Regions from separate parts of the Homo sapiens genome. Here region 1 is linked to region 2. The links are chromatin contacts, found by Hi-C or POLR2A ChIA-PET in ENCODE. All regions are on one chromosome and are shown on one strand. The core of a region is the stretch at or near the end of the contact, and the rest is flanking DNA. Distances in the headings are between cores, read along the strand shown.

Region 1 (3,882 bases), core at 1,383-3,882, 2.0 Mb before region 2:
AATTATATTTCTTTTCCACTTAATTCCTTGGTATGACAGGCTTAATGGAGACTAATTATCTTCTACTGAAAATATTTGTGATCTCTTGGTTATAAGGAGACTATTTTCCTTCTGGAAGTTAGAGATGTAATATTTAAAGAAAAATTAATTTCAAAATTGAGTGTTCCAGATGGCAGGAAAACAACTGTGAACTTCACTGTTTGTCAAGCTCAAATATACCCTGTGATATTTTCTCTTCCAAGTTTATACTCGTCTCTTTGCTATTGTAATTTATTTGGATTACAAGATTCTCAGGCTTTCAGATTCCACTTTGCATATTTGTCTCATACTTTAATATCTTTTCCAATTGTCACATTCGTTTTAAGAGTTTCAGTTAATAGTGAATTATTAATTTTTACTAAAGAGATAATTTTATAAGTATTACTTTAGTTTCTACCTTCAAATATTTCATTACCTGTTACACTTTGTGCCCAGTAGTTTAATGCACACTATATCATAAAATAATGTTGGTTCTAGGTACCACTGTATTTTGTTCCTGGCATAAAAGAAAAAAGGTTTTCTGTTGCCTCTTATTGAACCTTTTTGCATTCAAGAGATCCAACTTAGGCTGGGTGCAGTGGCTCACACCTATAATCCCAGCACTTTGGGAGGCCGAGGTGGGTGGATCACTTGAGGGCAGGAGTTCAAGACCAGCCTGGCCAACATGATGAAACCCTGTCTCTACTAAAAATACAAAATATTAGCCGGGCTTGGTGGCAGCTGCCTGTAATCCCAGCTACTCGGGAGGCTGAGGCAGGAGAACTGGTTGAACCTGGGAGACGGAGGTTGCAGCGACCTGAGATGGGGCCACTGCACTCCAGCCTGGGCGACAGAGTGAGACTGTCTCAAAAAAAACCGAAACAAAAAAAAAACAAAAAGGAGATCCAATTTACAAAATAAAAAATTTAAAAACAAGAGAATTAAAAATGTAAACAATAAATAGGAGATATGGCAACATTTTATCTGCCCTGCTGTGGTGACAATTAGCAGAACGCAAGCTAAGGTTTGCAGCCTGGAGCTGGCTTTGTCCCTTACCTTGCCATTGAGAACGATGTTCTGGCTTCCACACAACACTGACTGGCGACTGACTTTGTTCCCAGATGCCTAAAAGAAAACAACGGAAAACCGGGGAAAGCAAACTTAATAGGTTTCTGGACTACAGGTTTCCATCAAGAAAGCTCCCATTTGAGAGAAAAAAACATAAAGTGGGGTGCTGTCCACAATGGAGTGAGTCCAGGATATCAAAAAAGCAATGATGGATTAGGAAACTATGGCTGAGTATGGTGGCTCATGCCTGTAATCTCAGCACTTTGAGAGGCTGAGGCAGACGGATCCCTTGAGGACAGGAGCTCAAGACCAGCCTAGGCAACATAGTGAGACCCCTTCTCAACAAAAAAAAAATTTTTTAATTAGCCGGGCATGGTGGCGCGTGTCTGTAGTCCCAGCTCCTCAGAAGGCTGAGGCTAGAGGATCGCTTGAGCCTGGAAGGCCGAGGCTGCAATGAGCTGTGATTGTGCCACTGCACTCCAGCCTGGGCAACAGAGTGAGAACCTGTCTCAAAAAATAAAAACACAAAGGAAACTAGGGACTCAAGGAATAAACTCATAATTTGAATGTCTATAGCTTGGTGGCATCAGACAGACGCGGATTCAAATCCCACTTCCACGCGTGGGCTTTACGGCCTTAAAACGAGGATAATGACTATGAGTATCAGAGTTGTGAGAAAGCAAAGAAAACCAAAATAACGATAGTAACGTTAATTGACCACTTGCCCTGTTTCCAAGATTTTACAAACATATCATGTACTGATCATAAAGAACCAAATCGGCAGGGTGCGGTGGCTCACGCCTGTAATGCCAGCACTTTGGGAGGCCGAGGCGGGTCGATCACCTGAGGTCAAGAGTTAGGGACCTGCCTGGCCAACACGGTGAAACCCCGTCTCTACCAAAAAATACAAAAATTAGCCGGGCGTGGTGGCGGGCGCCTGTAATCCCAGCTACTCGAGACGCTGAGGCAGGAGAATCGCTTGAACCCGGGAGGCGGAGGTTGCAGTGAGCAGAGATCGCGCCGCGGCCCTCAGGACTGGGCGACAGAGTCTCCGCCCCCCAACCCCCTTCCTCAAAAAAAAAGAACCGAATCGTTTTTAGCGCAAGTTAACAGATACAAAAGGCAGTGTAAAAGGGCCCGAAGTCCGAGCTGTAATTCGTATGAACAGGATGGGACTTGTCCTATCCTCCCGAAGGCACTTTACCCCTATGAGAAAATCAGGAATAAATACAAAAGGCCTCAACTGGCCAAGCGCGGAGTAAACAGCAAAGCCAGACGGTACACGGGGCATCGCTAGATAATCCGGGACTAATGGCCAAAGGGACAGGGGTTGGTGGGGTAGGGGCAGGTTGGGAACGCCGACCAGGCCTCAAAGGGACGCAGGGTTGGAAAGAGGAGGATACATATCTGGACCCGCGCACCGTCTCGATGTACTCAGACTTGTTGTAGAGCAGCTCGCCCAACTCCATGGCCGCCGCCTCCTTCCCTCAGCCCCGGATCCTGTCAGAGTCAGTCGGTCAGTCTTTCAGAGATTCCGGCTACTTCCGGCCGCTCCTCCACTTCCGCTCCAGGTGGCCCACTGGGACTCATCGACAGCGCGGCTCTCCTTTAGGCGGCCTCGCTCCACTGCTCGGCCGTCTACGGCTGCGCGTGCGCAGGCCGAATGGTGGATTTAATTGGCCGGAGTTTAGGGCGCGCTTGGCCCGCGTGGGTCAGCTGATCGCGCACTGAGGGTGCGATCCCGGGCTCCCCATTCCTTCCTGGGGCGCCTCCCCGGCCCAGGGCCAACTGGGTCCCGGTGTCGGCAGGCCTGGGGTCGGCGACGGCTGCTCTTTTCGTTCTGTCGCCTGCCCGATGGACGAGCCTCCCGGGAAGCCCCTCAGCTGTGAGGAGAAGGAAAAGGTGCCGGGGGTGCGGGAAGGGCGGACGCAGGACTCTGACCCCGCTTTCCCAGGGTTTTAGGCCTGGCTTTGTGTCCTCGGCAGTCCGAGGGCAGCAGTATCATCTGACCACCCCCTCCTCTTAGGGCTGAGGGGGCACAGAAAATGAAAATGTGGAAATAGCGTGGTGCTCACGTGGTGGCGTTTAAAGAACAAATTTCATTACAGTAGCAGCGCATTAATACAATGTGTAACAGTTTGTAGATAAAGCTGTATCGACACCCTTGCTCCTCCCCCCTCCCACACCCTCAATCTTTACTTCTCCCCCCGGACGGCCTCAAGTAAATCTTTTAAGTCTGGTACTTCCAGGTCCTTTCGTGTGTTAATGTGGGTGGTGGAGGAGGGGCGTATCCCTAACCACCAAAAAGGAATCCTATGTATATTTTTTGGAGAAGGGAATGTTCATAAATGGTATGATCTGAATGGTTCTGCAGGTTCCGTTTAGCTTTCCTGTCAGGACATGTTTATCTACCTTGCTTTCTTTTTTAAGTTCTAGACAGTATGTTGTAGTTTGGAAGTGCCCTCGTTTTGTTTCTTTTTTCTTCCTTTTCTGTTTTTCTTCTTTTTTGAGACAGAGTCTCACTCTGCCACCCATGCTGGGGTGCAGTGGCGCGATCTCGGCTCACTGCAACCTCCGCTTCCTGGGATCAAGCGACTCTCCTGCCTCAGCCTCCCGAGTAGCTGGGATTACACGAACCCGCCACTGCACCTGGCCTTGGAAGTGCCCTTGCTTCTTTAGACTGTACTTTACTGATAGACTTTTAGGATGTTTCCAGCTTGTGCTGATGTTATTCTTATCCTGGCTTACCTTCTGGTGGAGGTGAGAAAGATCATTTATAAGTAAACAAGATAATCC
Region 2 (4,377 bases), core at 1,462-3,961:
CCACAGAATCCTCCATCATAATTCCTTAATAAAATAACCAGAAGGAACACTTTTGCTAAGTATGGTTCAATCAAATCCACAACCCTACTTTTATGCAACTCCAAAAGGCCCAGATGTGGCTGGCTATGGAACTCACACACCCAACTGAACACTTAGAAGACCTTGTATAAAACTATTAATCTGAAGGAGGAAAAACAGTTACAGTTACTTCACAAGCAACGAAGTTATAAGGCAAACCCAGGATCCTGGAATATTAAGTGGAAAACAAATTATCAACTCCAGCCACAGTGCAGAAAGGACAGTTTCCTACTTTATCTCATGGTGGTTTCTACACACCTTTCTTCTGTTCCTTTTAATCTTTATTCATGCACGATTATTTTCATAATATGAATGTATTCATGTCAAAATAATGTCTGGATTCATTATTCTAAGGAAAAGAGTTGACCCATCCCCCAAATATTCAGAAAACACCATATTAAGTCTTCACCCTAAAGAAATTATCTGCTGAATTGTTAGTGAAGGGGTACACACACACACACACACACACACACACACACAGAATATAAATACGGTATCTGAAATAAACGTATCTGAAACCAGTATTAGTTTTCATTAGAACTTAACAGATTCAGCTTTTAAAAGGTACAGTCAGAAAGTATCCTCTGCTGGGAGATATTCTGAGGCTATGTCTACAGCTGCAATTCCGCCTCCATACACATCACAGTGTTGAAATAGTGTTTCAATTTTAAAATAAGTGCAATTCTTTTATGAGCACTAAAAACCTACCAAGTGGCTGCAGTAGGGGTAATCATGATAAGTGTTATAAATACCAATAGCTAAGAGACTCAACCATAATCCCCCATCAATGGAGATAAATCGCTTTTTCTCCTATCCAGGACCTTATTTCTATCAACTGCTTAAAAATGTTAAAAATGACATTTCTAATTCATTGTCTACCCCATTGTTCCATATGTGACATTCTGGTAACTGTACAGTCAACGGTACAGTACCTTTGAGTTGTCTCTATAAGAATGAACTAGTGTAAGCAAATAATCCATAGGAATAAATGTGGTTTTGCAATTTAAGTTTACATACATTCCTAACCATATCATACAAGTGATCAATGATACTGATATTGCACCTAACAAACTGCAATGGCTGGAGGCTTTCAAAAAAATTTACAGAAATTTAGGATTCCTTTAACAATAGAAAAAAGCCCAATATACATATTACTAAAGACTAAATGCTACTTTTCTAAATTGCTCTATCTCCTTCTTAGACAATTCTCTACCCTCATTAAAACACATGAAATCAACCTGGGTGTAAATTCTCTGAACACCTGGCATAATAAAAAAGTAATGTAGGAAAATGAGAAATATATGAAAATGATGAGACACAAGATGATATAGGGAATAATTAATACTCTATGGAAAAGCAAAATGTATTATAAATGCTAGCTATGACAAGCCAACACTCTGGCAGAGTTCAAAAGCCTCTTTTCAATGAATTTAACATTAACTGCAAACTATGTTAAGGTCATATACGAAATATCTCACTTAATTCTACAGTTAACCTGTACACGTTTAAGTGGCGCAAGACTGAGCTAATGAAAAGCCTACCTACCCGGTCACAGCGTAACGCTCACGATGCATAACTAAAACTCCCTCCCGTCCCGTTCTGTTTTAAAAACCCTTCCTGTAAAACTTGCATAATCTTCCTCCTCATCACACACAATCTTTCTAGCAGGCTGACTAAATCCAAGTTTAAAGGAGATCTCTGCTAGGTAGGAGGGGAAGGTTCCGTAGGATGGGAGCGACAACCTGTCAAACCCATTTTTTAAGTGCTTAGGGAGAAATGTCACCCCAATCAGCCTGGAGAGTTCAATGGCTTGCGATGTACAGTTACATTTCTTCACGACCCTTTGTACGTTCTGGGATTCAACGAGACAACAAGAGGGGCTGGCTTTTCGTTTTGTTTCTCGGGGTAATGGATCTGGCCGGGTCTCTTCAGTCTCAGGCCTCGGTGCCAGGCGGGCGCCCCCAGCCACGCTCTGGCCCCAAAGTTCCCCAGTCCCGCTGCCGGGCGTCCGCAGTCACCGCCCGGGACCCAGGAACAATGCGGGGCTCCGGGCCGCTCACGATCGGGCCCGGGAGGCCATGCCCCGCCTGCGCTGCGGAACAAAAGGCGCTCGCGGGGCCGCGGCCGGGTGCCCGGGGCTCGCGGAGTCGACGCCCGGCGGGGAAGGCGCGGGGAAAACTTTCCAAGGGGCCGAGGCGGAGGGGCGAGGGCCGGGCCGCCCCCTCGCGGAGCCGTCCCGCACAATAGCCGGGCCCAGCGCGGGAAGGCCGGGCCGCCACGCCCCCGCCCCGGCCCCGGCCCCAGCCCGTACCTGGTGGTTCTCCTTCCTGCCGCCCGCGGCCGCCGCCGGCCCACCCGGGCCGCTAGTCATGTTCACGTACAGGGAGCGGGTGAGCGGGCTCCGCAGCGTCCACATCCTCCGCGCCAGCCACACGGACGCCAGGCTCAGGCACAGCCAGCCCGCCAGCAGTCTCATCGGGGGCCGCGGCCGCTCGCTCGGATCACCGCCGGCGCCGGGGCGAGGAGGAGGAGGCACCGCCGCCTCCGGCCACCGCCGCCACCGCCCGAGCTCGAGCCATCGCGGCCGCCTTGCCCATCCAGCCCCCTTCAGGGCAAAGGCTGGGGGTGGGGAGGAGCAGCCGGCGCGCAGCCTCGGCACCTCCCCCTTCCCTTCCGGCCGCGGAACGCCGCTGCCCCCTGCACCAGTTTCCATCCGGAGCACTTACGAGCGGCCGCGTCGCTTTCTCCCCCGGCGCCCTCCCTCCGTCCAATGAGCGGGCCGCTGGGAGGCGGGACAAAGGGAGCGCGCATCCGCCCGGAGCGCGTTCTCGTGTCCCGGCCCTGCCTTGGCCTCTAGTAAATGGCGGAGGTGGTTTTAATTTTTTTGAGGGCTGAGGAGATCACTTCCGAAGGCGGTAACTGCAGCCTCCCTGCCCCTCCAAGGTGGTGCTGGAAGGACCTCCAGTCTTTCCTCGCCTCATCCCACTCCACGGCGGGACTTTGACAGGGTTACCTCTCGACCCTCATCCCACTCCACGGCGGGACTTTGACAGGGTCGTGCAGTTAACCCCGGGGGCGCAAAGAGGGGAGTCATTCCTTTCGTGCATCCTGACACACACAGGTTCTTCCCGGAGACGAATGGTGCCAGTGATGGTTGCCCGCTCGGATGCGTAGTTTCCAGTTTACATTTAGAACCGACCTGCCAGACTCCCTCCTCTACTCTCCCCACCACCACGACCCGCCTGCCCCGTTCCCCAAGCCTGAGAAGTTGCTGGCTACGTGTTTCTATAAAGAATGAGTGAAAATTCTGCCTTTTGGGGAAGCTACCGCAGCTGGGGTACCCACAAGTAATGTTTTAGATGTATTGATGGCCCTGCCCAAGAATGAAGACCTCAAGTTAGACTCCTTGGCTGCCTTGTTTCCTTGAATTAGCACAGGGAAGTTGGACCCAACACTCTTAAGAGTGAACTCAGCTCTGGGAGCAGTGTTTAACCCGGATATTTATTTGATCATTTATAACACGAGGAGACCTAGCAACATTTCAGAACTGAAGGGTTAGTTACACTGTGTTCCTGTCTGCAGTTCTTCCTGCTATTATCCAAGCCACAATTAAGGAGTAACATTTCGTGGGAGTCCCTAACTTTAATACTTTCCTAGGTTTGTTTGGAAAGTGCTTTTAATTTAACTGCACCAGAAATAATGTAAATGTGTCTAAGTTCAAAACAAAAGAAGTAAGCCTTTTGGTTAATTCAGCGTTGCACATCAGAGATTTTCATTTATGAAACAGTGGGGTGGTGAGCCACAGATGGGGAACAAAATCATTCCTTACCCAACAGCTTTTTTTTTTTTTTTTTTTTGAAACGGAGTGGAGTCTCGCTCTGTCTCCAGGCTGGAGTGCAGTGGCTCGATCTCGGCTCACTTCAAACTCCGCCTCCCGGGTTCAAGCAATTCTTCTGCCTCAGCCTCCCGAGCAGCTGGGACTACGGGTGCGCGCCACCATGCCCAGCTAATTTTTGTGTTTTTCGTAGAGACGGGATTTCACCATGTTGGCCAGGATGGTCTCCATCTCTTGACCTCGTGATCCGCCTGCCTCGGCCTCCCAAAGTGCTGGGATTACAGGCGTGAGCCACCGCACCTGGCCCAACAGCTCTTTCATTAGCTTTTAAGAATCTCAGCTTGGCACCTTTGGCTAACAAGGATATCTTGTTGCCTAATGTAACAGGCTGTAACAACAAACAAAAAGGCACAGGGTGGGTGGGGTTCGGTATTTTGTGTTCTCTCTTTCCAATATACTCCCTG

What was found. A loop is a pair of places that touch in the nucleus more often than their neighbours do. ChIA-PET counts read pairs that join two places held with the same protein, here RNA polymerase II (POLR2A). Pooled maps may share reads with other maps.
Region 1: a loop to region 2 is called in a map of CD8-positive, alpha-beta T cell, with 8 times the contacts of the local background. The contact joins the promoter of DCTN5 here to the promoter of METTL9 in region 2. A Hi-C loop is called at or near these places in 1 of 168 maps with a recorded cell type or tissue (CD8-positive, alpha-beta T cell), 3 of 37 single-sample maps with no recorded cell type and 10 of 50 pooled maps. POLR2A ChIA-PET finds 5 or more read pairs at or near these places in 2 of 52 experiments (SK-N-SH and activated naive CD8-positive, alpha-beta T cell).

What each region holds. Positions count from the first base shown.
Region 1 is chr16:23,640,216-23,644,097 of GRCh38, reverse strand. DCTN5 (dynactin subunit 5) reads right to left here and starts at 2,632. Exons shown (of 6, transcript NM_032486.4): 1 at 2,508-2,632; 2 at 1,075-1,143. The coding sequence starts at 2,555. It overlaps PALB2 (partner and localizer of BRCA2), which reads left to right and starts at 2,788. Exons shown (of 13, transcript NM_024675.4): 1 at 2,788-2,988. The coding sequence starts at 2,941. RefSeq lists an enhancer at 1,570-2,359 and a silencer at 3,487-3,721.
Region 2 is chr16:21,597,911-21,602,287 of GRCh38, reverse strand. METTL9 (methyltransferase 9, His-X-His N1(pi)-histidine) reads right to left here and starts at 2,711. Exons shown (of 5, transcript NM_016025.5): 1 at 2,390-2,711. The coding sequence starts at 2,554. LOC101927814 (a long non-coding RNA gene) reads left to right here and starts at 2,903. Exons shown (of 3, transcript NR_110930.1): 1 at 2,903-3,632. RefSeq lists an enhancer at 1,432-1,996 and a silencer at 2,105-2,724.